Linked DNA regions of Mus musculus: all the other regions are linked to region 1. Evidence: chromatin loops called from intact Hi-C (ENCODE). Cell type or tissue: heart. All regions are shown on one strand. Region 1 holds the start of Fntb (farnesyltransferase, CAAX box, beta). Region 2 overlaps Gm35240 (a long non-coding RNA gene). Region 3 has its middle 82 kb from the start of Gm35440. Region 4 holds the start of Max (Max protein). Region 5 holds the start of Fut8 (fucosyltransferase 8). Region 6 overlaps Gm35041 (a long non-coding RNA gene). Region 7 overlaps Gm35041 (a long non-coding RNA gene).

Region 1 (4,000 bases):
TGTGTGTGTGTGTGTGCGTGCGCGCGCGCCTGAGTGTGTATATGTACCATGTGTGTGTGAAAGTCTGCAGAGACTAGGAGAGGGTGTTTAAAAGCCTAGAACTGGAGTTAAAAGAGTTACAGGTAGTTGTGAAATGTCACATGGGTTCTGGGAACCCAACCCAGGTCCTCTGCAAGAGCATCAAATATTCTTTACCAATGAGCCGTCTCTCCAGCCCCATAAAGATTTCAATTACACCTGTGTGTCTGTGTGTGGTTAGATGCACATGAGTACAGATGTACTTTAGAGGTCAAAAGAGGGCATTGGATCCCTGGAGCTGGAGATGAAGGCAGATGTGAGTGGCCAGTTAGGGTGATGGGAAATAAAAAGGTCCTCTGTAAGAGCAACAAGTGTTCTTCACCACTAAGCTGTCTCTCCAGCCTCACAGGGCTTTCCTAAAATCACCACTCTAACATTGTATTTGTGAGGTATATAAGGATATACTCATTCAAGGGTTATCAGAATTAACCGAAGCATGCACAAGTATATTTATGGCATGTTCCTTCAAATGCCGTTCTGTCTTCTTGCTGTCCTTCATTGTTTTGTTATAGATGGCTACTACTTTGGTTTTCAGCTTAAGAGACCTAAAGAAAGAAGGGTCTGGCTCAGCCACCAAATTTAATTAGAACTCAGTTTCTTCTGTCAGTTTCAAAGACATTTTTATTTTCTTTCCTTTCTAATTTCGAAAAATTTCATTCTGTGTGTGAGCCTGTATTTACTGTGCCTTCTCTTTTCTTTAAAGTTCTAGTTTGTTTCCTTTTTTTGTTTAATTGTTTCTGAAGAGAGAGAGAGAGAGAGAGAGAGAGAGAGAGAGAGAGAGAGAGAGAAGATGTGGAGTTGGGTGGATGGGGAAATTGGGAGGATTTGGGTGAGGGAAACTGTGATTTGAATATATTGCATGAAAAAATCATTTTCAAATATATACGTATGTATATATATATGAAACAGTAACATTAAAAACGTGTATGGGTATTTTGCCTGCATGTGCACATGTGCATTACTTGTGTGTATGTTGTCTGTGGAGGCCAGAAAAGGGCGTCAGATCCTCTGGACCTGGAGTTATGGGTGGCTGTAAGTCTCCAGGTGGCTGCTTGGAATCCTGTGGCGCTGCAGCCCCTGCTGAGCCACCCGTCCAGGCCTGACTCTATTATTATTTTCTGTCATACCATAATTGGAAGCTGTCAAATATTTATGTTCACTTATTTAATTCTGCCTATTCCTCAAAAATGAAATTCAGATGTAATCTAAGGAAAAGGGCATTGTAATTTTGTTCACTTCTGCATTCCTGGGCTCTGGCACGGAACAAGTAGCAGGAGCTCCATGAATATTTGTTGATATTTCTTTGGATGATGCATTTACACTCATTTCTTCTATGGTATTTTAGTTTCTTTTAGTTTCTGCCATTGCACTGTAACCTCCAAAGGAGAAAATTACAGTACTACATTTCTCTATCTCTGAGTATTGAGACCTGCAATTCTGCTAATGCACAGAAAAGCTGAGGCTTCTCCTAAGAGGCTGTCAAGGACCCAAAGGTGCATGGTAATTCTATTAGTTAATAGCGTGACTGAGGTACTCAAGAGAGATGTCAGAAATGCTTTTTTTTTTTTTTTTTTTTTTTAGGTTACATTCTTAGGGTTCTTGAACAGCTGAAATCGCAAGCTACTGCATTACAATTAGGCGAGAGCGAAACGTTGACGTTTTCTTTTTTATTATTTGCATAACGAACCGAGGCATCCTAGATCTCCTTTCTCCAGAAAGCTGATCTCCTGCAGCAGCTCATCTGTCCGACGGGGGGCGGCAGTATCCCAGTAACTCACTTCTTGAAGATGTGTAGGTGGGAGGAGAGATTCGCGTTCAAAATCTTTTTGACTCTACGGACTTTCCGTAGCGCCTTAGCCCGCTCGAGTTTCAATGCGCGTTGTTGCTGGATGAAGCTGAGTCCTATACAGCGCTCGCAGCTCTCCCGATCATGGCTTCTTCGAGTTCCTTCACCTATTATTGTCCTCCATCTTCCTCCCCTGTTTGGTCAGAACCGCTGTATAGTCTGAGACCTGAGCACGTGCGGGAGCGGTTGCAAGACGACTCAGTGGAAACAGTCACATCCATAGAACAGGTGAGGTGGCAGGACTGGGCGAGGCGCCCGCGCGGGGCCTTCTGGGAGTAGGAGTCCCTTTTGTAAGCCCGTCTCGGGGCAAAACTCTCCATGGAACTACAACTCCCGTAGTGCACTGCGCCCCCGCCCCCGAGCTCTAGGCGCCCAGACTGGGGCTTCCGAGTGGAGCGTTTTCGGGGCTTACTTGGGTAGGAGAGGGTTGTTGTCAGGGCTGGGTTTGGAGAACAGGACAGTACCCCTGATCTCTCTGCTTCGGACGTTGTAAAGGATCTTGTTTCGTGTCTGGAGTCCACAGCAGCCTGGGCGGACCAGGTAGTCCGCTCCGTTCTGTTTAGATGTCTTGAGGTTCTAGGACCGACCGCTCACTTTTCTTCACATGTTCGCAGTTTCCGGACATCTAGGGGATCGAACGGCCGGACTGTGGTCATGTCATCCCTAAATCGATTTAATTTCTGACCTATTGGGTCAGGTTGAGGCCTACCTCGTGGTGGGTAACCATTTGAGCACTTGCTGTTGAACGCTGGAAATACAGAAAAAGATAACAGCCCCTAGGCAAGAGCCTGGTTGGGCAAGACAGACTGGAAAACTGTATAGTTCGGAAAGCACAAAAAAGTATGGAGTTTGAACTGCTTGTGATTCACTAAGGCCTAGAGTGTACCAGACATGCCATTTTGAAAAGTGTTTTAAGGTGTGAGTAGTGAGTTGATAGCTTACATTTTTCTCACTCTCCATTTGGAATTGTTCCCAAATCGGTTGTTGTAGAGCTGTTTACCCATCTGTTACTAGAAGTGGTCAGGATGAGTCCTGTCGCTAAGGAATAGGCATTCAGCCACTTACTAAAATAAGATCTTACTAAGATCACTACTCAGGCTTAACTGTGGAGGGACCGGCTTCATCTTATCTTAAAGCTGTGAGCCTCTATTTAGGCAAAACTAGCAGCAAATAATGACTGTATAAAAATTTCAGTTTTTATGTGTGCGAATGTGTGTATGGCATGTGTTTGTACGTGTTGATACCAGGACACACAATATGTGGGTTCGGAAGATCCAACTGAAGTTGGCAGGCTTGCATAGGAAGCACCTCTACCCACTGAGCCATCTCTCTTGCCCTAAAGATTCATAACAGAACAAGGGATTGGACACATGGTTATTCACCTAGTAGCAGAGGGACTGTTTTAATCTTTGAGTCAATGCCTTGTGGGCTTTAGGGTAATAAAGGGAACTTTTTGGCTTCAGCTCTCTAACCTAGTTAACTGTGTCCCACAGAAGACTTTTATAAAACATTGCAAAGAAATCTTTCATCAGTGACAAAATCTTCAGAATCTTTGCAGGGTTTGGAGCAATTTGGGGTTTTTTGGTCTGTTTGTTTTTTCGAGCTAGGGTTTCTCTGTGTAGCATTGGCTGCCTGGAACTACTCCGTAGACCAGGCTGGCCTCGAACTCATAGAGATCTGACTGCCTCTGCCTCTCAAGTTCTGGGCTAGAACATGTGCCTCTACTACTTGGGTAGAGCGGTGTTTCTGTAGTTGATAAGACAACTACAAGCCTTTTCTTTTGAAGTTACAGGGTTAAACAGGACACACACACGTACACCATTTATATCTTTAACTGATCTGACTTAGAATAGCGGTTCTCAACCTTCCTAAAGCTGTGACCCTTACTATAGTTCTATAGTTCCACATGTTGTGGCCACTCCAACCATAAAGCTGTTTTAAAAAGCTTCACAACTGTAATCTTGCTACTGTTATGAATCATAATGTAAATAGCTTGTGTTTTCCAATAGTCTTAAGGCGACCCCTGTGACAGGGTGGTCATGACCCACAGGTTGAGAAACGCTGACTTAGCAGATA
Region 2 (4,000 bases), 730 kb after region 1:
CTGCTGGTATTAAAGATTGGAAGCAAACAAGCCGCCAGCCTCAGAGCTGTCCAAGCCCTAGGAAAGCTCTGGGGTGCTCAGGGCACACCCAACAGAGACCAGAGCCTGCAGGTCAGATTTCAGGATGACTGGCTGAGAGTGGAGGACCCTGGTGAGCAAATTAGCAAGGAGAAGGTAGCACAGGGCTGGATTTGGTGGCTGCAGGGTCCCTGAGACCTGTCACCATTTCTTTCAGATGAAGCCATCTTATGTTTCCATGCATATTGGAAACACAGACCATTTCAAGTTCTACACTGAGCTAGAGGAAGACATTGTTCAAATGTGAGACGCAGGAGAGTGCAGATTTGAGACCATGCAGAGTCCTCGGATGGAAAGTTAAACGGGAAGAGTGAGTGGGAGTGTCTCCAGAGGTACTGGCCTTGCCTGTATCACGCAGACTGCCTCTCTCTTGCTGGTATAAGGATCATATTCCCAAGTACAGTTCATATTTATACCCCGATTCCCTTGTTGCACTCGCTGGTATCAGTTGTTTTTAAAGAGGACACCACTGTGTATTTTTCCCCTGGCTCAGCAACTTCCGGAGGAGTTCTGTTATGCCACCGCTCTCTGTGTGGTTCCGTTCATATCTTTTTGGCATTAGGTTACAATGCCTGGACCACATTCCTGCTGACCTCAGTTCACTGGTCTTGGGGATGCCCTGCGTCGACATCTGAAACGGCAGCAGGGCTCTATGAAGGGGAGGCTGGGCAGCTCCAGGGGAAGTCCTGAGCTATGCAGGGATGAGGATGAAGTGGCAATGCTGAAATCCCTGTTTGGGGGCCTGAAAGTCATTCATTTATTCACTACCCCACCAGACAATGACAGTTGTTTATCTGCCCCTGTAGGAGCAATACACTACAAGATGAGCCTATGCCTTTTAAGGACAAATATTTCATAGTTAGAGGTCTTTTCACATTGCGGTCAATTGCTGGCTAAAGTGGACTCGATTCTCTTCTTGTATCCGATTTTATTTTTATATTGTCTTTGCAGTTTCCTCCCCTTAGAGACGACTCTGCCCTTGAATGTCCGATGTTCTTCTGACCAGTAACAATGGCAGGAATAATGACACGCAGTTTGGCCATCAGTAACTGAGCACTTCAGGACCCAGCAGAAAGTCACCCTGTGTCGGAAGAACAGAGGTTACTTGGAGTAGTAGCCATCCTTCCCTGATGGTTACCTTCCTACCTGCTGTGCTCTAGTCAGTGTAAGTTCATCTACCCCCTCATCCCCTGCTGACCGAAGAGACACCAGTGAGGCCAGGTGAGAACAATTGTCTTAGTGACTCGTGGACATACCCCTCAACTGTACTCTTACAAGTCACTGTTTTAGGATAATTTCTAATATGGCAATATCACACACACACACCAATTGGGGAGGAAAAGCATGGCTATAACAAGGGCACCTTTACTGTATTTACCTTGTGCTTATGGTAGTGAGCACTTGGTGATGTTGGTCAGAGCAAGCAGAGGGAGGGGAATGGGGAGGCATTCCTGGTGTTGCCTAAAATGGAGCCCAGACTTGACTAGCTGGTTGGACACAGTGTTAAAGGAAATGAGAGGATGCTAATAAGACATACCCTTCTCAGGGATTCAGAGGAAAGAGAGACTACGTTGGGTGGCAATAAGGAAGGGGAGGCCACATAACAACAGGAGCTCTACTCTGGGCTCCAAGAAGGGAGGAGTCTGACTGTTTATCCCTCATAGCCTTGTCATTACCTCCTGTAATGTGAGAGGAACTTTTGCTACTGGGTCCTCTGTCCTGTGGGCAAGGGGGCAAGGGGATTCATACTTATATGATTTATTAGACCATCAAGCCTGCTGTGTGCCCTGGGTGTCAAGGAGCCAGGACATCACAGCCATTTCTATTGATCATGACTGGTTGGCTGTTCTGTGTACTGAAGCAGTAGGAGGGGACTCTCAAGGAACATCTGTATAGGCTCATACTACTGATATAGGCTGCCTCTAAACTGGACTTCGATTCTACTCTATAAAGAGTGGTCTTCAGGGGCACCTCTGTCAGTTTCAAATGGACGGCTTGCTAGACAAGTGGAGTCCTTGGTCCCCCGAGCCTCCTATTTAGGGATTAGGGGAATAAGAATCTGCCCATTTTGCAATCTCTCCTGATGGTGCTTCAAGGACTGGAAAACCCCTTTTTGAAGTATCCTGTCCTATGCCTGCAGGACCAGTAGGGGGCCTCATGTAGAGGCAGGCCCCATGGCCAGGGAGCAGGTCCAGGGCTCCCTTAGTTCTTGACAGGACTGGTTTTCCATACTATATTCCTCTCCCTGTGGCTTCCCCAAATATTTCCAAACTAGAATTGCCAGAACAGACTTTTCTAAAACGCATGCTTCAAGGCTCCATCTGAAATGCAGTAAGTCCAAATCTCATGGGCTAGGGCCCAGGAATAAACATTTAATTCTAAGAAAGAAAGAAAGAAAGAAAGAAAGAAAGAATAGATGATAGCCCCAAACAAAGTTTCCAGTGGTCTTTGTGCTCAGTCAGTTATGGGAATGACTGGGTTGCTCCTACTCTGCATCATATATAGGTGACGCTCAGCAGTGACCCATTCTTAAATCAATACTCAAGAATCAAAATCCATAACCAGCTTTTTGGTATATTTACTTGGGCCTTTGTGCTTGTTTTCCCCTTTTATTTTGGGGGCGCTCTGAGTCAACTAATTTTTGAGTCTTGGGAAAACAGAGAAGAATAATAACCATGAGCTTGTGGGAGGCAAACTGAGACAACATACCATCTGCAGTGAAGTCGGCATAAATCCCCCAAATGGCACCGAGCTGCCAAGATGACTCTCTAAGGCTTCCTGTCTGCCTCAGTGGAGTGCGGGCCCTGGAGAGGTTCAATTATCCTCCACACATGTGCTTTTAGGGAGCCCAGCAAGAGAAGGATCTGGAACGCTCAGTAATGAGGTTCCCAGGGTTTCAGAATAAAGGGAAGGGCAGGTAAATGGGAACTCGACTTGCGATTCTATTGTGGCTGTGATTGCTAATCATTACCCAATGTTTCGGTTGTGATACTTGCATTATTGACCTAATTGAAAAATAACTGGTGGAGAGTGTCCCTATTAGAGACACATAGTACAATTCAATATGCATTCACTCCTCCACAATCATCAGTTTGCCATGTACGGAACACCAGACAACTGAGATGACTTCTGTTTCTTTGCTGCTTATGGGGTGATGGGAGGCAAAGAAAGATGCTAAGGAGTTGAAGGGGGATACTCAGTTTCAGAAAAGTCAGGAGCTGTTTAGGGAGCATGTGGAATTTGACTTGGGCCTTGAGAAGGTAGCTTTGGAGAGGGAAGCTAACACAAGCCATGAACAGGACAGGCAACTGTAGGATAGGTTTGGGAAGACTTCGGGTTTTGTTGTGTATTTTTATTTTTGTTGTTAGGAGACTAGAGAACTTTAAGGCTAAGAAGATGCTGATGGCAGTCTGGATGCCTGAGGTCCCTGGAGCACTGGGTATCTTTTCACCATTTACCAATACCCAGGAAAGATGCCACCAACACATCCTGGCAACATTTCACTAATTCCACACAGGCTCAAGAGTCCGTTCTTACCCTGTGCTCTACAGAGCCACTAATCACATGGAGTTGGCTGATGAGGAAAGACTCCTTCTAGGCTCCCTCCCTCCCCTGCCCCTTTGGTGAGCAAAGGAATTAACATCTCTAGAGACAATGTCTGGGGGAGAAGGTCTTTTGTTTCCACTTGAAGCTGTATATAATCAAACATGAACCGTTGGATGATTAATCTGTAAACAGACTCTGGGATGGAACAGGCAAGGATGGGGAGTGAATTAATCTGGCAGGTAAACTAGGAGTCTATTGCAGTAATTCAGCTGGGAGCAACCAAGCCCATAATTAGGGCAGTGGTGATGGACACAACACGGGAGAGAGAGAGGCGGAAGACTTTTTGAGGGTACAGTTGCAAGGTCTGGAAGCTCAC
Region 3 (4,000 bases), 830 kb after region 1:
TTGAGTTATCAAGCTCCTTACACTCCAAGACCCAGATGTTTTCTCTCAATTGAAAATTACCCAGCTTATTAATTCAACAGAGAACCCAGGAGAGCCCCCTTCCTGCTGGCCTCCCCAGCCTCACTCCTTACACAGAGACTAGCTCAGCTTTTCTTTGAGTAGCACTTATGCAGATCAAACAGTCAAGTGATGACACAGCATTTTGCCGCTTCTCTCTCAAAGACGCGTATTGAACAATTATGTGCGTGGGAGAGGCGCCAATAACGGAGCACCTACTCTCCTGCCAAGCTTCATAGCTGTTGTCCCCTATTCAGCTTCCTGAGAGGCCCACAGACTTGAGTTTGTGAAATGATTTGCCTAAAGCCATACAGGTACTTTGTAATAGAACCCCCTCGTCGTTCTGTTGAGGTAAAAAGCACACTCTTACCTTAAAGGAAACAAGGGGCAGTTTATTCTGGAGCTATTTTGAGGGGCCATGAGAACACAGATTTAGGTTAGCTCCAAATTCTATGTCCTAACGTGGAAGCGGTTTCATGAAGTTTTATAGTTTTACTGAGCAAAGAAAGTGGGTATAACCAGAGAGGTGATTGGTGACTCGCTTTTCTGTAGGTTTGAGATGTTCTCTGATGGCATCGGTAGCTTTTGGGTTGGTGGAAGCTAATGGTTTGCTAAGTTAGTAGATTCCAAAAGATTTTTAATCTATTAACCAAAAGATGCTAGTTCTGACACAATAAAAGGGCAAGGAATGATGGATCCAGAGGGCTAGAACTAGCCTCAGAGAAGGTAATTAGCCCCCCACCCCCACCCCCAACCTGACCTGTCACACTGCAGTCTCTGTACAGTACTGAAATTCTAACCAGTCAGCCAGTCTCTGCAGACACAGCTTCTTCTCAGGAGTTTCCGTTCTCAGTTCTTATCCCATTGTTATGGAACCCGACTTTGGTGTGTATGCATGTGGTGTGCAGAGGACGATGTCAGGTGTCTGACTTTTACTCCCTTGAGATAGGGCCTCTCACTGAATCTGGAATTAGGTGTGGCAGCCAGTAAACCCCACTGATCTCCGGTCTCTGTTCCCTATAGCACTGGGGTTACATGTGACAATACAACCTCTCCTGGCTTTTTACCTGGGTTCTGGGGATTCAAACGGGTTCTCCTGCTTGTGCAGTAAGCGCTATGAGCAGTTAATTCACCCCACCCCACCCCCGCCCCCAGCCCTGGAATTTGATTTTGAAGCCTATTTTTGTCCTTCTGGCTATGTGAAGGTGCCAGTGGCTCCTCGTCATCTTGTGAATTGGAGCCCACTACAACACTCTGTCCACAGGCTGAGAGTAACCACTGAGGGTCTCTGAATGCCAAGTGACAAGTGGGATCCCTGACAGCATGGTGACAGCAACCTAACAGCTTCCAGGATAGCTCGAGGCGGGTCTACTCTTCTTTTCTCCAGTCCTTACACATCACTCTGCCAACAAGAGCCAGAATAAAGGATGCTTTTTAACTACTTAAAGAGTTGAGAGGAGGCTTGGGACTCTCACCAGCCTTTCCAAAGAGAATAGGAGGGACCAGTTCAGCTTTCTGCACACGCAGGTCTAAGTCTCCAAGCTGCTCACATGCGCCCTCTGCAGGGCTCTGACAGCCTTGCGGAAGGAAGCTCGGCTGTGGGCCGCAGTGCTTCAAGAGCCCCCTCAGAGGATTTGTACCCCAGTCTGGCTCCTTGGTCTCTTTTCTCTCAGGAATTTCCCAGGTCTTGGATCTCCAGACGCTGAAACTCCTGGTCTCCTAGGCTGGAGGAGGTCTGCTAGCAGGAGTGAAATGCTCTCATACCTTCGAGGTCTTGTGTTTTGACCTTGACAGGGTTTACTGACTTGGATAATCAAAAATTAGATGTCCAAAGTTCAGAGTACCCAGTGCCTTTTTTTCTGTGCATGATGCCACTGTCTCTGTTTGTACAATTTGAGCTCCAGATTGTGATGTTATAAACGGGGGTGGGGGGTGGGGGGAAGGTAGGTCTCCTCTCTTTGCTTTCCCTTCCTGTCTGCAGCTGCACGAACCCCAAAACCTCTTCTTACACACACACACACACACACACACACACACACACACACACACAGAGAGAGAGAGAGAGAGAGAGAGAGAGAGTTGTTTTAGTCAGCAGCACAACTCCAGGAAGGAGGAGATAAATCAATGTTTGCTTAAGGAGTTAAAAAAAACAAAAAACTCCCCCTGGAAAAAACAAAATGTGATTTTTAAACTATCAAAGCAGGCTTTAGGAATCACAGAGGAAACTAAACCCTGGAAGCTGGTGAGTGGTACTGGGTACCACCAGACTCCCTGGGCTGTGATTAATCACCAGGTGCCATCTCTCTCCACCTGGCTCCCGCTTCCCTGCTATCCCTGGTTGGTCACCTCATCTTCTTCTGTCCCTGTGGGATCCCTGATCAGCCCACAGAGAAACAATTGAGGCCTAATGTTAAGATAAGATATACCCCCCACCACCACCACGTACACACACACACACTAGCTCTAATTTTAATTTTGACTTCAGCTCCTCATCATTGCTGTTTCTGTCTAAGATGTGACTGTGTCCCTGCTGTGCTGGCAACAATAAGCATCAACATCCCAAGAGACTTCTGGGATTTAACAGTGCTTTGTTTTGTTTTTGTGTCTATAGACAATGTCTCACTATGTAGCCCAGGCTGGCCTGGATCTCAATATCGTACTGTATCCATTTCATCAGTGCTGGGATTAAAGGTGCATTCAACAGCATCTGGCTTTAAGCACAGCTTCTTGCTATTGCAATCTAATTTTTAAAATGTCATGAGAGCCAGCAGCCTTCCTACGTAGACCTGGGCTTCCAACATGGTGTCAGTCTTGAAGCTTCCCTCTGATCAGACCTTCTAAGAGCAAAGAGCTAAATTTAGAAGTAAATAAAATAGAAGAGAAAAGAGGAAAAAATATCTATCCAAACAGGACATGTGACGAGGTGATTTTAAAAAGAGAGAAACCTTCTTCCACTGAGAAAACTTCCCAAATTGCATGTTTTATAGGACAAGAGCAGAAGCAGGCTCAGAATTAGGAGTTCTTATTGAAATTTTAAAATGAATACACATAAACGAATATGTATATATGAATTTCATATATGATTGGAACATAAACACATTCTAAAACATAAATATAGACTCAAAGAATACTCATAAACAAAACACACTCTCATAGCCATCACTCAAACCAGGAAACAGAATGTAAATGACACAGGACACACCAGGAGTCCTTTAGCCATGGCAGCCATTGCTCTTATTGACCAAGTTTGAGCTTTGTGGCTTTGTGGGAGAATAATCCCATAGCATGGACTCCTTTGTGCCTGCCTTCTTTTGTTTAACATTCTATTGGTAAGAGCAAGTATGGTTTATTCATTTTTCATTATTGTGCAGTATTCAACTGCCTGACTATATCATTGTGTAGCTAGTCTACCACTGATGGACTTTTGGGCAGCTTCTAGTCTGGTTCTTGTGAATAATGGTATTCTCAACAATGTAGTTTAGTCTTTGAATTCACATGGAGGCAGATCTAGTAGTGCTGTTATAGGGTCATGGAAACACACACACACACACACACACACACACACACACACACACCACACACCACTTGAGGTACTGACAAATTGTGACCAAAATAAATGAATTTAGACTTCTGGTAACCCCACACCCAGTAGTATCAACAGTCTGTGATCAGATAGGGGTAGGACACTTCGTGTTTGTCATTTAATCATCATTTCTCTGATATGCCAACATTAAATACTTATTTCTAAACTTGTATACTGTTTAGATAGTCTGTCATGGGATGTGTCTGTTCAAGCATTTTACCTGTCTCTCTATGGCTTTCTGTGATTCTCTTATTGACTTTGGGGCTTATGTGTCTGTAGAAGGGCATCTAGTTGGTCTGTTCTTATTGGTATTTGCATGGCTACACTTGCTGCATTGGGACTCCTAGAGGAGTACAGCCC
Region 4 (4,000 bases), 120 kb after region 1:
CTCTCTAATCTATGCCTATTTACTCCTAAGTCTCAGACTCCAGACAAGAAAGCATGGGGTCAACCCAAAGCCAGAAACACCTACAAAAAAACCCCATTAATATAAAAAAATCTAATAAGTTACTGATAACATTATATGGATGCATCCATCACCTTTCAGCAAAGCTGTCTCTAACAGTGCCACTCTTCAACATTTTTTTTCTTCTCAAATGGAAAGTCAAGACCACAAAAAGCTGTGCCACTTTCAATATTTAACTTCTAGCGCCTCTCTTTTTTCCATTGTCGTTTTTTGGGGAATATCATGCTTTTCTAGATCCTAGGAGTCTGCAGTAGTCACATGACCTTGGCTAAAGGCGATTATTACATGTGCCTGCAACTTCACACAACTATGGAGATACTGCTTAAAGTTTACCTGCTCCTAAATAAAACCTAGCCAGTTTGCTCTGAAATAACACTACCATTCACTTCAGAATGCCCTTCCATTTCTCACATATCTCCGCCGCACTGAACACTACAGAACAACTCAGTTCACAGCACAGGCCTCCTCACTTGCCTGCCTACCTACCTACCTACTCACTAGAATCTACCACCTGAATATCAAGAATCATGTGGATTTGCAACGCCCCCCTCCTCCAACCCCAACAGACTCAACCTCACCTTAGCGGTTAAGAGGAGTTTACAAGAGTATTAAAAGTAATAGAACGATCTCTTTTTCTGACTCCAAAAAGAACCAAAACTGAACGGAAATGAAAATGAAATGGAGAGTAGGAGACGTACCGCAGATTGAAACCTCGGTTGCTCTTCCTGGAATAAGAGAGAGAGAAAAATAGAAAATACAGAAGTTATTTTCACACTTCGAATTCAATAATAAGAAAGAAAATGCCGGCGGCGGAGGAAGCAGCGGGTGGGGAGTCAGTCTGACACCCCTCCCTCCCTCTTTCCCCTTCCACTCTCTCCAGCGAGATCCCGTAGCCTAGTTGGGGGGGGGGGGGGGGGGGGTTTCAGGCACTGCCCCTCCTTCTGGGATCCGAACCGGACAAGAGGGATCCGGAACACTGCCTGCTCTCCCTCGATCCCTCTAGGGCGTCAGAGCACTCCCAGCCCCTTCACCCCAAGGATCAACCGGTCACAGGAGGAGGGAGCTCATGGACCCAAAGAGCAAGAGCTGAGCGCTGGTCTCCTTGCCCAGGATCCGGAAGGATAATGGGATCCCCAGCCGGGCAGAGCGGAGAGGGAGGCCTCGACACCCTCCTCCACGGGAGAATGTGGGGGTCCCAGAGGCCGCGTGTCTGCTCCCACCTTCAGTCCCAGGAGGCCTCTCCGGACAGGACTGGAGGGGAGCGAGCCTGGAGCGCGACGCAGGCGGTCCCGGCCCCGGGGGGAGGGGGAGAAAAGGACGGAGGCGGCGGCGACCCGACCCCCTCCCGCCGTCGCCCGGCTGAGAACCCTTGCCGCTGTCCCCGCCTGACAACCCGAACGGAAAGGAAGAAGCCCCAGGACTCACGTCGCTCTCCACCTCGATGTCATCGTTATCGCTCATTTCCTACGGCCCAGGGAGCGGCCACTGCAGCGGCGGCCGGGGAGGGGAGGGGTGGAGGGAAGGGGGAAGTCACCGACAACAACAAGCCGAGTGCCCCCACGCACACACTCACTCACTCGCTCACTCACTCACACACACTCACGCACACACAACACGGGCGACAACCACCTCACTGCAGCACCGGATCAACGGCGGCACGCACGCCCGATCGGCCCCCTAACACGTGACCGGGCTCACCGCGCCGGGGTAGCTGAGACTTGTAGTCCTCGAGCGTCGGATGGGCGAGTGAGAGAGAGCCAGAGAAACTACAAATCCCATCAGGAACCGCACACAGGCTTCGCCAGACTCGCTTGTTGACAGAGCTCAGGGCGCCTGCGCCCCGGGTGTTGGCAGCGAGAAGTGGCGCGGTGCCTCCCGGGAGATGTAGTCCACAGACCGCGAGTTGTCAGGAGATTTTCCTCCCCAGGCGGCGGAGAGGCTGCTGGGAAGACAGGACACGTGGAGGGAGCTGGGCTCCTGGAGCCGGCCACAATTCCGAGCTCTGGGCGCCCGGCCCAAGGGATTGGGTGGAGGCTCGGGGGTTTGGGGGCGGGGGGAGAGAAACTGGCTGCCAAAATAACACTGTCTCTTCTTGGCTAGACTGCTTTTACATTGTCTCGTTTAATGCTTGAGTCGCTCCACTTGCGCCCTGGGGCGTAACCCTCCCGGGAAGGAATCACGCTGTGGCTGACCAGGGGGCGCGGTCGAGATGCCCACGCGGGCCCTCTGTTATCTGGGTTTAAGGTGTTAAGAGACATTACGGGACAAACTAAAGGACCGATTTCGCCGGGTGTCCTTCATCTCAAGAATCTTGCTTTCATTTGTCCGAGAGAACTGTCCTTGCTGGGCTTGAGTGTTTACAAAACCTCTCGTAGGTGCAAGTAAAACCTACCTTCTGTTTGTTGTAGCCGGAGCAGATTAGGGAGTGCCCCAGTTTATAGAGAACTTTAATTAACTGCAAAAAGAATCAAAACGGGAAAGTTGTGCAGCTCCCTGTCCAGTTAAGGTCATACATAATGCAACGAGGTATGAAGTGTAACTACATTGTCCCCACCCGCATTTAGCTAAGTATCTAATATGTGGCAGCCCAGGAATGGCATGATGTGTCCCCTCAAAGACTTCACAGCTTTGAAAGCAAAAACCGGACTACCCTGTCACCATTTTCAGTGTGCACCAGGTCCTCAATGAAACAACAAACAAACAAACAAACAAACAAACAGTAATAATAAGGTCATCTGAGAAATTAACCAGACTACCACTTTACAATTGATCTTCAAAATGAGTGCGGTCTTGAGTTTGATTTATGAGTTAATGTTTTTTGAGTAAAAAATCATTTAACCCCTGACTATTGAGTGCAGAAACTTGGTGGTGTAATACAATCTTTCTGACACCTAGCCCAGGCTGGCCTTAAATGTCCGTGTGGCCAAGCCTAGTGATGAGAACACAGTCATAAGCAGACACTGACTCGTAATAGAAGTCAAGGGCTGTAAGGGAGACAAAGATGGTAAGAGGGTTTTTTGTTTGTTTGTTTGGTTGGTTGGTTGGTTTTTCGAGACAGGGTTTCTCTGTGTAGCCCTGGCTGTCCTGGAACTCACTCTGTAGACCAGGCTGGCCTCATCTCTGCCTCCCAAGTGCTGGGATTAAAGGCATTTGCCACCACTGCCTGGATAAGATAGTAAGAGTTAACTGGATACCAGAAGTAGAGACAATGGATGATCACCGCAAACCCTCCTTATATATCTACCTGCAATGTGCAATGTGCAGAGTGCATCCTTAGCTGCAAGTTAGTTTTTTGGGGGATTAAAAAAATATATCTCATGCCTGTTCCATGCCCCTCCTCAATGAAGTCAAAGCCTTTGGGAGGTGGGTAGGATCAGTAAAAGACAGTTTTTAATGATCTTCAGGTGGTTCGTATGTGCAACCTAGAGGATGCCAGGATAAAGGCAAGCTTTCACTGAATTATATACTTTGAAAGAGTGGGCTTTATGATTGATATGTTAATAATTATGCATCAACAAAGCTGTTATAAAAATAATCTTCGCTCACATGGCTAAAATCTAAGAAGTAAATTATAAAAACACTGTAGGGAAAGCGGATATGCCAAGCAGATTGTACAGCAGCAAGCGATATGAATTTCGAGGAGATGCCAGATTTCAGGGAGGGTGGGGGGTAATGGCCGGGTGTTCTCTGAGGCTGCCAGGACAAGGACTGGGCCTACAAAGCCTAAACTAGATTCTGCTCACCATAGATCTCCACATGTTGAAAGGACATCTGGAAAAATGGAATAAAGGCTTTCCAGGGCCGGGTGGTGGTGGCACACGTCTTTAATCCCAGCACTCGGGAGGCAGAGACAGGCAGATTTCTGAGTTCGAGGCCAGCCTGGCCTACGGAGTGAGTTCCAGGACAGCCAGGGCTACACAGA
Region 5 (4,000 bases), 400 kb after region 1:
CGGAAGTTATCTACGCATTTAATAAATGACTACAGATTTGTTGAATGATGACACCCAAGCTTTTTGGCTAGATCATAATTCTGACTTCACCAGAGTTTTGTGTGACCTTCAATAAGCCACGGTGTTTTCTCAGAGAGCTTTATTTCGAAGAGACATTAACCCAGTCACAGGTCCGGAAAAGCTTCTCAGGGTGCGGAGCTCCTGAAGGCACAGGCATTTTTTTTTTTTTCCTTTTTAAAAAGCACTGTCCTTTGCATTTTAGAAACACAGTTCCTGATATAGAATAAACATTGGGAATTTATGAGAGTTATTAGGTAGGTTGCATTCTTGGCAGGCTACGACCTCTTTAATGTCTTTTCTGTGTTTTTTTGATTACTAGCATATAAAAGGGTGGCCCTGTTTACTCAGAGATACGTTTCCAAAGTATTTACTAGTATTTATCTGTGCTGGGAGGAATAATTGTCTTGAGGGCAGCTTTTCTACTCAGTCACCCGGCTGAGTCCTCAGGCTTGGGATCTGGTCCCCAGGCTACAGGGAAGAGTTCGGCACGGGAAGCTCATCTTCCGGCCCTCTGATTGGCCAGTTCGCACTCCACTCACTGGTTTTCCCGCTCTGATTGGCCCCGGCAGCACCCCTTCGGCCCGCGACTACTTTGTGTGCCCTGGCTGCGCGGCTGGGTCCTCCCGCCCAGCTCGCCCTCCCGGACGGTCTGTCGGAGGTAGCCCTTCGGCACTCGGCTCAGCATCGCGGGCGTCAGGATCCCCGAGTGCGAGCGGGTAGGAAGCATCCTAGGGAAAAGCCTCTCCTCTCCTGTACTCAATAAACTTCCGCCTCCGAAGGGCTGAGGCAGCAGCGGCTGCGAACGGCCGGGCTTCGAACTCGGGCTCTGCGGGGTTCTTTCTCTTCAGATGAAGACAGAGCCCGCAGGGTAGCCGGACCGCCCGGAGCCGAGGTGGCACTGTGTGCTGGTGCCTCAGCGGATGAGCAGCAGAGAGTACCCCGAAACTAGTACAGAGCCCTATTGAGCCCCAGCGGGGTGCGCCTCTGGGTGGTGGGCCAGGCCGGCCAGGGCGTGGGGAGCGCTGCTCCCCTCAGCCTCCGACCCTCAGGCGGCCTTCGCCTGTAGAGACCAAAGCCGGAGCCCGCGCGCGGCCGCTGTCCGGCTGGAACTCGGGTCCCGCCGTGGCCCGGTGGATGCTGCAGCTCCGCTGTCCACCCGCACAGAGAGGAAGGGGACGGGGCGGAGCCTGTGCACATGCCAGGGTCGCTGGAGGAGGCCGCGGCCGGCGCATGCGCGCCCTCCCCCAGCAGGCTGGGACGCCGAGGGGCGCGCGCCCCTCTCCGCGCGCGCACGCTCGCTCGCTCGCTCCCTCGCTCGCGCCGGCCGGCGGCTTCCCCGCCTGCGCTCCCGGTCGGAGCCACTCCGGCGCGTGCGCGCGTGGTCTCGGGCCGACCCGAGTGGCCGGGTTCTCTGGGCTCCAGGCCCCCGCCGCCCCCTCCCCGGCTCCCAGCCAACCCGTCCCTCCCTTTCCTCACGGAATGGGGCCGGCGCTGCTCGGGGTCGCGCGTCCTGGACCCGGCTCGCGCTCGGTCTCGCGCTGTCAGCCGCTGCCTGGCTCGCGCCGCCTTGCGCTTTCCCTCAGTCAGTGGCGCCGAAGGCTCCGTTAAGCGGCGGCCGCGGTTCCTGTTTCCGTTTCTTCCTCTCCCTTCAGTCGGGAGTAGCATCCTCCACCCCAGCACCCCTCCCACTCTCCCGCCGCGGCCAGCTGCAGCTGGAGGCAGCGGCGGCGGCGACGGGGGACGGCGCCGACCGCCTCGCTCCCGCCTCGGGTAAGGGGGCGTTAGGGAGCCGGGCCCCGCGCGCCGCGGACTCCAGGACGGGGCGGGCGCGGGCTCTGTGGAGCCTGGGCTCGGGGCGCTCCTTCGTCCTCCCGCCGATACCGGGCCTGTTGCTGCAACTGCTGCAGCCGTTGCTCAGCCAGCGGCCCCGGGAAAAGTGGGGAGGGAGCCTCCGGGACACCCCGGCGTAGCCTTGGCCCCTTGGGTGAGGGGCGCCGCGGCGTCGGGCATCCCAGGACCTATGGGATGGGGGCGGGGTGGGAGGTGTCCCTCAGCGAATCTCTGCATCTGCCGCTCCTTGCCCCCGCAGCCGGGTCCCCACGGTCAGACCGTGGGAAGGTGGGTTCCTTTGCTTTGCTTTGCTGTGTGGGCTTCTGGGGCTGGAAATCAGAGTGAACCTGCACAAAGATGCGTTCTGGCTAGTGGCTGAGGCAGGGTAGTTAATGGCCTGGGTGCCTCGGTATCCCCTCCCTTTGATCTGCGAATGACAAGCTGGAGGCTGTGGAGTGTCTCAACTTATTTGGGAAGGTTAAATGAGTCATATCAGCTCAGCGGAGGTCTGTCCTGCTGGAGTTGGGGTGGTTTGTCGGTAGCAGCACCTGTTCTCTGGATGTGGGCTTTGCAATCCTCAGAGACGTAATTCTTAAGTTAAATGGCACTGTCATGGTTAGGGTTTCGCACCCTGGTGAGCTTTTAGCGCTTTGCCTTAAACGTGGAGGCCTTGGAGAAAAGCAAAGAAAGTAGTGTTTTTCCTTGTGTCTAATTCTGCACGTTACTTTTAAGAAAACGCAAGAAGGTGAGCCCAGGAAAACCATATCCTCCCGTACCTCCCGTAGATCACTCCGAACTTAAAGGTTTCAGGGAACAAATGCAATGGAAGTTTTTATCAATTTAAGAGTTAAATTTATCACAAGTCACTGACTTAACTTTGCCTTTGCTCCGTAGAAACTCTTAAGAAGGTTTTATTTTAGTTGTCTTGTTCTTCCTGGGGTTAAGTGCTTATTTATTTTCTTGGTTAAAGTTCTGTGTAATATGCATACTTCTTTTAAAGGGTATATCATATATAAAGTATTTTAGGGGAGAAATTATATACTGAAGCAAAGAAGTAAGATGCTTCTTTTCTTTAAGGCAACATAGGAGTCTCTGACAATAGTACGCTCCTGTACATTGCTGTCCTTCTGATAAGAAGTCTTAATTATAAATACGACAGTATTTTAACACACATATATATAGCATTTGAAATTGCAGGCCGAGTGAAAATGTAGGGAACAAGAGACGACTAGGCTGTAAGCATATGAGGGTGGCTTGGAGGTTTGGGTTTTCAGTTTGCTGTTATAAATCGAGAATTCTGTTTGAGTTGAAGAGCTGAACAGCTGGAATGAAACTTGCATAGATTGCAGGAACGTGCAGAAATGTCTTTGATCAGATAGTGAGTTAATATGAAGGGTGTCTTGTGATCTACTAGGAGAGTGATTCAAAATAACTTAAATATGACACACTACAGATTGTATTTTAAGGATTTTTTTAAAATCTAAAAGTCATTTGAGGTTGTTTTCTCTGTAAGTCAGCTGTATTTGATATATATAGAACGGAGACCAAGACAATCATTCTGATTCTATAATGTGGTCTTTAAAAAAATAAAATCTAAATAATTTTTTTCCAAAGGAGTAACAGTGACCTCAAAAGTGATGAATTTTGAAATTTTCTAGTGTGTCACAAAATGTGTGTGTGTGTGTGGTTTTTTTTTTTTTTTTTTTTTTTTTTTTTTTTAAATGCAGTTATTTTAGGTTGGTCTGGAGGGGGAGCTAGTGCCAAAGCAAAGTGTAGCTTAATAGCTGTTTGAACTTTTTAAACATCTAACCAGATTTTTATGACCAGGAGAAGTATACATTTTTTTAATTAAAACACTAGAGGTATTGATGTGGACATAGTAACTGTTCATAGTTATTTGTGGGGTGTGTATATTGGATATTAGAAATTAGTTTTAGAAATCGATCATGAATAATGAAAGCAGGTGTTTAAGTGTTTTGAGTTTCTTATCTACAATTCTGAAAATGTGTACTACAACTTGAATGTGCTGTAGCATCTCACTCCTCTCAGGCAGTGCGTTGATAGTGGACTGTGCTCCTGACCCTCTGCTCGTATTGAGTATTCTTGCTTT
Region 6 (4,000 bases), 170 kb after region 1:
TTCCGAGAGACAGTGAGACCGGCTTTGACAAGCGCAGTGTATTGGAAATAACACTTCTAAGGCAGAGCTGTAAACCACCAGCAGCTTCTATTTCTGGATGCTATTGCCAAGTCTTAGTGTTCCCTACTGTGAGGAATGCCAGTCGAACCACAAGCAAGGAGAGGGGCCATATGGATAAATGCCGAAGGACGTGGTGCCCAAGTGAAATATTATATAAGACCTTTCTATATAGCCTCCAGGTGAATGACCCTGAGCAGAGGCGTGTGGAACAGAAAAGCCACCCAAGACAGTCCTGTTAAATTGCTGCTCCACAGAAGCATAAGCAAAAGAGATGGTTGATTTAACCCAGTAAGTTTTAGGGTGGTTTGCTGTCTAGTGAAAGAAAACTGAATCTGACACAGTGAAACCTAAGGGACTTATATCACACACCAACATGACCCCGACAGAGAAAGCACTATATCCCGTGGATAGCTAAAACTCTTTGTCGCTGGGAGCAGAGCTCAGACACACTCCTGGTTCTAGTATGGTCTACAGGATGTCAGGAGCTCCTTTCTTTTTTATTATTTTCTGTACATTGTTCCATCTATTTTTTTTTTTTTAGACAGACTCTCTCCTTGTAGCTTTGGCTGTCCTGGATCTCTCTCTCTCTCTGTAGACCAGGCTGGCCTTGAACTCACAGAGATCCACTTGCCTCTGCCTCCCGAGTGCTGGGATTAAAGCTGTGGCCTGGCATTGTTCCATCTTTTCTTAAAAAAAGAATGTACTTTATTTGCTTGAGTGTGTGTGTGTGTATATGTGTGTGTGTGTATGTGTGTGTGTGTATGGGTGTGTGTGTGTATGGGTGTGTGTGTATGGGTGTGTGTGTATGGGTGTGTGTGTATGGGTGTGTGTGTGTATGGGTGTGTGTATGGGTGTGTGTGTATGGGTGTGTGTGTATGGGTGTGTGTGTGTATGGGTGTGTGTGTATGGGTGTGTGTGTGTATGGGTGTGTGTATGGGTGTGTGTATGGGTGTGTGTGTATGGGTGTGTGTTTGTGCATGCCCCTGAGCCCATCGTGCATACGTAGAGGTCAGAAGACACTGTTTTTGAGGGCCAGTTTTCTTTCCCCCAGACCCTCTTGGTGTTTCTGCTGCCGCGGTTCTTACTCCAGGAGCGCTGGTTTAGATGCTTCCAACCAACTCTCTCCTTTCTGCCTACTGTCTCTCTACAGGAACGCTGGGATTTCTGATGTGTGCTACCGCCTCTGGCTCCTCATCTCCCACCAGGAATCTGATTCTGGTCATCAGGTTTGCATGGCGAGCCTTTTACCCATTGAGCCATATTTCTGGCCCTTCACTATATTTTTAAAACATTCCACAGAATTTGTAAGACATCTAATTTACCTAACAATAGGAGATTGGGCAAATAATTTATGGTAAATTCACTTCACTTCACAAACAAAAAACCACCCTCCCAAAACTCATAATAAAATAAAACCCTTGCAAGAGGTTAAGAGCAGTGGTTGCTATTACAGAAGACCCAGGTCCATCTCTGGCACTCACACGGAGGCTCATAACCATCAGTAACTCCAGTTCCAGGAGGAATCTCGTGCCCTCTTCTGGATTCCAAGGGAACTGCATTCATGTGGTATACATATCCACGAAAGCAAAATACCTATAGATAAAAAGTAATAAAATAAACATAAAGATGTCTATTGGTAGCAAGAGATATTCCCTATATATTATGTAATACTATGAGCCTATTTAAAAACCTTACCTGCCTTTTTTAAGGGCATGTGAGGACTTGCAACGTGGGAGAGTAAAATAGGGAAGCTTTGCATTTTCTTATTTGAGTTTCCTGAGATAAGCAGGATAGCTTTTCCAGCATGATAAGACAGTACAGAAGTGTTACCGCGGATTCAGCACTGACAGGGTGGAGGAAGTCTGTTGTAGTTCCCAGGAGAAGTGGAATCAGGCTGAATTGACTGGACTTAAATGAAAACACCTGTGGTCTCTTCATCCCCCCCCCCCCCTTCTTTTAGACAAGGTCTCATTATTTAGCCCTGGCTAGCCCAGAACTCACTGTGTAGACCAGGCTGTCCTGGACCTCATAAAAATCTGCCTGTGTCAGCCTCCTGAGTGCCGGGATTAAAAGCATGTGCCATCATGTTCAGCCTTCTGGGCACAGAACTCAACCCCTTCAGGTAGGCTACCTGTAATGTGTAACATAATAGGAGGTGATGTCTGGTTTCTTGTAGACTCTTGAGTACAGCAGCAATCAGAACTCTGGTGACCGAGAGGACGCCTTGGGAGACTTTCCTATAGTTATAGCCATTAAGCACACTTTTACTTTAATAAGCCAGGAAATGGGGCTCTGCTCTTGATTACTTAGTTATTTTCCTCGGCAAAAGCAGGGCTCCCAGGGCTGGAAAAATGGCTCAGCAGTTAGGAGCACTTGTTGCTCTTGCAGAGGACAAACCAAACTAAACCAAACCAAACCAACAACAAAGCAAAGCAAACCAAACAGAACACCAGGGCGCTAGTGAGACGGCTCAGTGGGTAAAGGTGCTTGCCTCTATCCTGACGATATGAATTTCGTCTCCGGTACCTTCAGAGTGGAAAGAGAGGACTGACTTTTAAAAGTTGCTCTCTATCCACCATGCATGAACCCCTAACAAACAAACAAATGAATGAATATCAGTGCTGTAGAAAGATGTCCATAGGTACCGAGTGATGTTCCTCATATATACTATGAAATGATGGGATCCTACTTAAAAACTGTATGTATAGAGTAAATAAATTTCCAGGAAAGGCAGTGAGATGACCCGCTTTTCTCTTCTGTTGAAAGTCTTGTTTCAAGCCATGTGTGGTGGCACGTATCTTTAGTGTCAGCACTTGGGAGGCAAAGGCAACAGATCTCTCTGAGTTCAAGGCCAGCCTGGTCTACATAGAGAGTAACAGGATAGCCTGGGCTACATAGTAACCACATCCCTCACTCAAGGAAAACCTTCATTTCCTTAGGGGAACCTCCCCATTCTGTTCTTGTGGTTGGAGACCTCAGACAGTGACCATGGGGCTGACTAACATAGTCCATTCTTCTGGCCTCAGAGGAAAGCGCCACAGATAGGCATATGGGTGAAACCAAGTCAGGAAATTCATTCCTAGGCCTTTTCTGGAGTTTCTGAGCCAGGGTGCACTGGGTATTTGAGTCACAAAGCCAGTAGGTTGTGAGCTGAGAGCTAATGGAGGCATCTTAGAGCAAGCATGTTAGAGAGTAAAGCTAACAGGTGACACTGTGAAGGTGCTTAGAGCAAGCCTGTGGAGAGTGATGTCAACCTGTGCCATCAACACACGTCAGCAGCTGGGGAAGGCGAGCATCTTAGGGTCCTCTTTTGGGGACATGCGTCAGCTGCAGCAGTGTTTACTCTTGGGTCTCTCAGCTGCATGAACTAATAAACTGCCCCCCCCCACTCCTCTCTTTCCATTCTCTCTCAGGGTGGTCTGAGTGGGTTTTCTTTCATAGAAAAAGCTGGAGAAGGTGAAGTTTGTGTAAAGCCTGGAAGGTTGATCAGTCTCCTTCTTTATACGTAGTTTATGCCTCCCACCCCCATCCCCCCTCCCCCTCCCCTCTCCCCTCTCCCACCCCCTCCCCCTCCCCCCTCCCCACCCCATCCCCCCATCCCCACCCCCATCCTCAGTGCTGAGATCACACCTGCACTCATACTTATCTCTGTGACGTCCAGTTTAGCTTTATTGATTTAAAAACTTTTTTTTTTTTTAAATAAACAGGACATGATGGGACATGTCTTTAATCCCAGCACTTGAGAGGCAGGAGCAGGCTGACTCTGAGTTCAAGTCCAGCCTGCTCTACAGAGCGAGTTCCAGGAGATCTGGAGCTACACAGAGAAACCTTGTCTCAAAAAATTACATCTTGATTAATTAGTTGGTTTATGAATTAATTTGTAGTGTGCATGAGAAGAGGACACACTGCATGCCTTGCCCAGAAGTGGAGGTCGGAAGAG
Region 7 (4,000 bases), 160 kb after region 1:
GTGTTCAAGGCCCGGAATCTGACAGGGAGTGGGGAATCGCCTAAGTCTCAGGTGTGTACCCACCGAGTCTCCAGGTCTCAACCCGCTCTACCCACCAAGCTTCCTGGCACGGTTTTACCTCCCACAGATTTCATCTTTCTCGGGGGTGGAGTCAGGGGAAGATTGAGGTGAGTGAATAGCGCCTCCAGAGGGACATCTGAGGAGATGCCAACCCTGGGGTGGGCTGCTGATCGTGGGGTCATCGTACCTTTGGCTTTGTGGTTTGGTTCTCTGTACCCCTCACCCCTGACCCTGGAATGCCTTGATAGCTGAATAGACAGCACATGGTGAGTAGATCTGGTCTCTTGGGCTTCTGGGAGCTGGGTTTTCTCAGCCGACTTGTTTCTATAGTTGGAAACTGCTCCCCGAGGCTGTGACTGGACCCATGTACTCCTTCCTCTGGGGCAAAGGCAGGCTCCTCATCCACCCGAGCAGGATAAAGTAAGAAGGGTATGGGTCAAGGCCGGCCATATTTTTCACATCAGGAAGTCTTGGGGTTCCTACAGAGACCCCTGCTGGGATGGGGCTTTTGCACTGAGGCAGGTTTGTGAACCAAAGGAGAACAGGGAATTGGGCACTGAGGCAAGGAGGCAGAGGGCAGAAGGAGGCTTGCTTTCCGAGATGTCACAGTGTCCCCAAGTCTCCTGTCCAGCTGGTTAGACAAGAAAAAGACAGGGAAGAAGGAGTGACAGGAAGGAAGGAGGAGTGATGGGAGGAAGGAGGAGTGACAGGGAGGAAGGAAGAGTGACAGGGAGGAAGGAGGAGCAATGGGGAAGAAGGAGTGACAGGACAGTGAAGAAGATCTTTGGGTGGGACAGAGCCTCCTGAGATGGTCTAGACTATATGCTATAGAGGATATTCCAACTGGCATTCCTCATTTCCCATTTGGAGTCAGTTTTGCTGGAGTGAGACTCACTTGTGTCTACTCATGAAAGTGTCCCAGTGGTAAACATTCCGGAATTCAGTTGAGTGAAAAATTTCATTTCTCCTAGAGTTAAACAATAGTTGGGGCTGGAACGGTTGTTCGGAGGTTGTGACACATACTGCTCGTGTAGAGGACCTGAGGTCAGTTCCTAGCATCCTAGATAGCTCACAACTGCCTGTGCCTCCAGCCATAGGGAGATCTGGTACGTCTAACCCCCAGAAACAGCTGCACTCATATGCACACCCCCACCTCCCACACACATACACAGATAAAAAAAAAAGAGGCAAGTTAGAGCATGTTAGGGCTAGCTTCTGCAGCTTGCGAGAGGTCACCTGCAAAATCGTCAAAGGCTTGTGAGTCATTATGTTTGTAGCTGGTGATTGGCCATGAGGATTTACACCACAGACATTGGCAAACAGAACAAATTAGGACCTAGCCCTGCTGGAGCCCTGGTAAATTCGAATTTACCAGAATGTTCTATGACACAGAATACCATTGGCCTCATGGTTTGAGTTCGCTATGGTTTTTGAGAAGGATGACGCCGGTGTCCACTTTGAGCTTCATCTCTGATGTTATAAGGGCTGAGTACGAGATTTTGGTCTACACTATCTTAAATGAAATCTAGGTCACCTTGCCTTCGGTTCTTTCCACTTCCCTTATCTTACACATAAACGAGAGAGACCAAGGCTGATGAGGATGGAATCTCCTGCATCTGGTGTCCCTAGTACCCTGTAGCAGCTGCAGCAACCCCTCTGAGCCAGTAGTATGGGGATGTCTGAATTCTCCTAGATGCCAGCAGAGGGCACTATAGGACCAAGGATGGGTCAGTTCCAGCTTCTAGTTGTATACACTCTCTGGGGGTGCTGGAGGGGGTGGTGGTGGTGGGGAAGCCAACCAAACAAAAACTAATTTGAAAGAATTAGAAAGAGGCCGAACTGAACTGGTAACTTTTAGGTGAGGCATCAATTTAAAACATTGCAGCACTTGTGACCATAGTAAAAATCTGTAGCACTTGGCAATTTACAAGCCCTTATGCCCACACCTTTTAAACCTGACAACCCCCTGCACAGGTGTAAGTGTCGCTGGGCAGCAGGAGATGCTGGTGTGTGCTCAGGAGGTAGAGGGTCTGTGGGTCAGTCCTGGTCCTGCCACTGATTTTGGACAGGACACAAAAGATTCAGATTGCTTTTGGGAAACTGACACACAACAGACACACACACACACACATAGTACATACATCTCACACACACACACACACACACACACACACACACACACACACAGCACATATAACACACGGCTCTGCATGTACCAAGCACTCAGGAGACATTAGCAGTTGCTTATTACAGATACAACTACACCAGGCACCTGAGCTGAGTGTGAAAACGAAGCCCCAGGCCATATCATTAGTAAGGGGAAAGCCAGAGCTGAAGCCCCACCTCTTCTAACTGAGGGTTCTTGCCTCTGGCCACCAGCTGTCTCCCAGCTGTCACTGTCACAGCTTCCAGCTGTGCTGACAATTCTGTCCCCCATGCTGGGGTACTTGGGGACTCCTTGATCTACCACCCATGTCATTAATTTGCTTAGTAACTTAATTTTCTGAGAGCCCCCCCACAGTTAATGTCAGTCAGCGGCTGGCTAACTGTGCCTCATGATCTAAGTCTGAATGCTCAAAATGAGCTCCATTTGCTGCTCCGGACAGTGTAAGCCTGGTTACACAAATTCAAATGACCTCAGGGCCAGCAGGGGGTGGTGTAAAGGGATAGTGGAAATTCTGGGCCTTCTGCCACGAAGTCGCCACACAAGCCTTGTTAGCTGTTTTTCCTTCCTTCCTTCCTTCCTTCCTTCCTTCCCTCTCTCTCTCTCTCCCTCCCTCCCTCCCTCCCTCCCTCCCTCCCTCCCTCTCTCCCTTTCTCTCTCTCTCTCTCTTTCTTTCTTTCTTTCTTTCTTTCTTTCTTTCTCTCTTTCTCAGTTACAGGCTTTTTTTTTTTTTTTTTTTTTTTTTTTTTTTTTTTTTTTTTTTAGTGTGTGCATGTTCATACAGGTATATGTGTATGTGTAGCTAAAGATCATATTATATGTGTGTCAAGGTTAGAGGTCAGCTTTGCTGGTTGTGTCTCACAAGCCCTTCACCTTGCTTTTTGAGGTAAGGTCTTATGCTGTTCTGGGGCTTGCAGACTCAACTTGGCTGGTAGGTCCCAGAAATCCTCCTGCCTCCACATTCTCAGCTCTGGAATTATAGGTCGCCTGTCACCATACACCTGACTTTTTTCCCCATGGGATCCGGGGGCTGAGCTTCGTCACTGAGCCATCTCTCAGCATCCCCACCCTCTTCACAATGCTTTTCAAGCACAGAAATTATGTACTGTTATGTGAAATAGCTAAACTGATATCCCCCCCTTTTAAGCTTTATAAAAGAGACCATGAAGACCCAAATACATTATGTTAGGGCATACACATAATGCGGCTACAGGCTAGCAATCACTGTGCAAGCCTTGGGAAGGGAAAGGAGGGAGATTTTCTGGCTACCGGCACCATTCCTAGGGTCAATAAAAGCATTCTACTTCTGTGTGGAGATCTTTATCAAAGCCAGTGAATTTTGTCCAATTGGCCATTTTCTCCCTTTAGCTGAGCTAAGGAGTTTTGCTCTTTCTGAGGGAATCAGTCCCTGTCCACGCAGTGTTGGAAGTTTCTGGATGAAGAATTAGCATGCTTAGAATCTGCTGCAACCTGTGGAGCAACTAGGCAAACTTCAGACAATCCCAACCTGCTTCCCTCACCCCCAACACATACAGTACACACACCACACACCACACACACAGTATACACACACACACACACACACACAGAGTACACACACACAGTACACACACACACACAGAGTACACACACACAGTACACACACACACACACACACACACATACATACACACACACACACACACACACACACACACACACACACACACACATTCTCCCCTCTACAGAAACCTGCCTAGAGGAGCCATCCCCACTCTGAGTACTGGGCCAGGAGCC

The links. A loop is a pair of places that touch in the nucleus more often than their neighbours do. Peaks named below come from ENCODE experiments on the same cell type or tissue, not always from the same donor. Only the 100,000 strongest peaks of a DNase experiment are listed, where the experiment ranks them.
Region 2: a loop joins it to region 1, with 5 times the contacts of the local background. A loop is called at or near these places in 4 of 42 quality-filtered maps.
Region 3: it touches region 1 in a loop (4-fold over the local background); 4 of 42 quality-filtered maps call a loop at or near these places.
Region 4: it touches region 1 in a loop (9-fold over the local background); 16 of 42 quality-filtered maps call a loop at or near these places.
Region 5: a loop joins it to region 1, with 3 times the contacts of the local background. A loop is called at or near these places in 9 of 42 quality-filtered maps.
Region 6: it touches region 1 in a loop (4-fold over the local background); 3 of 42 quality-filtered maps call a loop at or near these places.
Region 7: it touches region 1 in a loop (4-fold over the local background); 7 of 42 quality-filtered maps call a loop at or near these places.

What each region holds. Positions count from the first base shown.
Region 1 is chr12:76,835,500-76,839,499 of GRCm38, forward strand. Fntb (farnesyltransferase, CAAX box, beta) reads left to right here and starts at 1,968. Exons shown (of 12, transcript NM_145927.2): 1 at 1,968-2,152. The coding sequence starts at 2,009. In heart, a CTCF peak has its summit at 1,827; a DNase peak (open chromatin) is centred at 2,192; H3K4me3 peaks cover 1,820 bases; H3K27ac peaks cover 1,242 bases.
Region 2 is chr12:77,568,469-77,572,468 of GRCm38, forward strand. Gm35240 (a long non-coding RNA gene) reads left to right here. Exons shown (of 4, transcript XR_381707.3): 2 at 1,030-1,243. Among named protein-coding and RNA genes, the nearest start is that of Gm35240, 17 kb to the left of the region's middle. In heart, CTCF peaks have their summits at 6 (motif pointing left) and 2,225 (motif pointing right); no DNase peak of the experiment used is centred here; H3K27me3 peaks cover 1,055 bases.
Region 3 is chr12:77,666,399-77,670,398 of GRCm38, forward strand. No RefSeq gene overlaps it. Among named protein-coding and RNA genes, the nearest start is that of Gm35440, 82 kb to the right of the region's middle. In heart, a CTCF peak has its summit at 1,621 (motif pointing left); no DNase peak of the experiment used is centred here; H3K27ac peaks cover 781 bases; H3K27me3 peaks cover 130 bases.
Region 4 is chr12:76,960,487-76,964,486 of GRCm38, forward strand. It overlaps Max (Max protein), which reads right to left and starts at 1,762. Exons shown (of 4, transcript NM_001146176.1): 1 at 1,504-1,762. The coding sequence starts at 1,539. In heart, no CTCF peak of the experiment used is centred here; a DNase peak (open chromatin) is centred at 1,885; H3K4me3 peaks cover 2,478 bases; H3K27ac peaks cover 1,850 bases.
Region 5 is chr12:77,237,424-77,241,423 of GRCm38, forward strand. It overlaps Fut8 (fucosyltransferase 8), which reads left to right and starts at 681. Exons shown (of 12, transcript NM_016893.5): 1 at 681-776. It overlaps 9530018F02Rik (a long non-coding RNA gene), which reads right to left and starts at 1,803. Exons shown (of 1, transcript XR_003950200.1): 1 at 1-1,803. In heart, CTCF peaks have their summits at 1,635 and 3,650; DNase peaks (open chromatin) are centred at 608 and 1,318; H3K4me3 peaks cover 2,613 bases; H3K27ac peaks cover 2,110 bases.
Region 6 is chr12:77,009,708-77,013,707 of GRCm38, forward strand. The region is part of intron 1 of Gm35041 (a long non-coding RNA gene); the gene reads left to right. Among named protein-coding and RNA genes, the nearest start is that of Gm35041, 39 kb to the left of the region's middle. In heart, a CTCF peak has its summit at 1,601 (motif pointing left); no DNase peak of the experiment used is centred here.
Region 7 is chr12:76,998,498-77,002,497 of GRCm38, forward strand. All of the region lies in intron 1 of Gm35041 (a long non-coding RNA gene), which reads left to right. Among named protein-coding and RNA genes, the nearest start is that of Gm35041, 28 kb to the left of the region's middle. In heart, CTCF peaks have their summits at 1,742 (motif pointing right) and 2,702 (motif pointing right); DNase peaks (open chromatin) are centred at 1,754 and 2,644; H3K27me3 peaks cover 1,284 bases.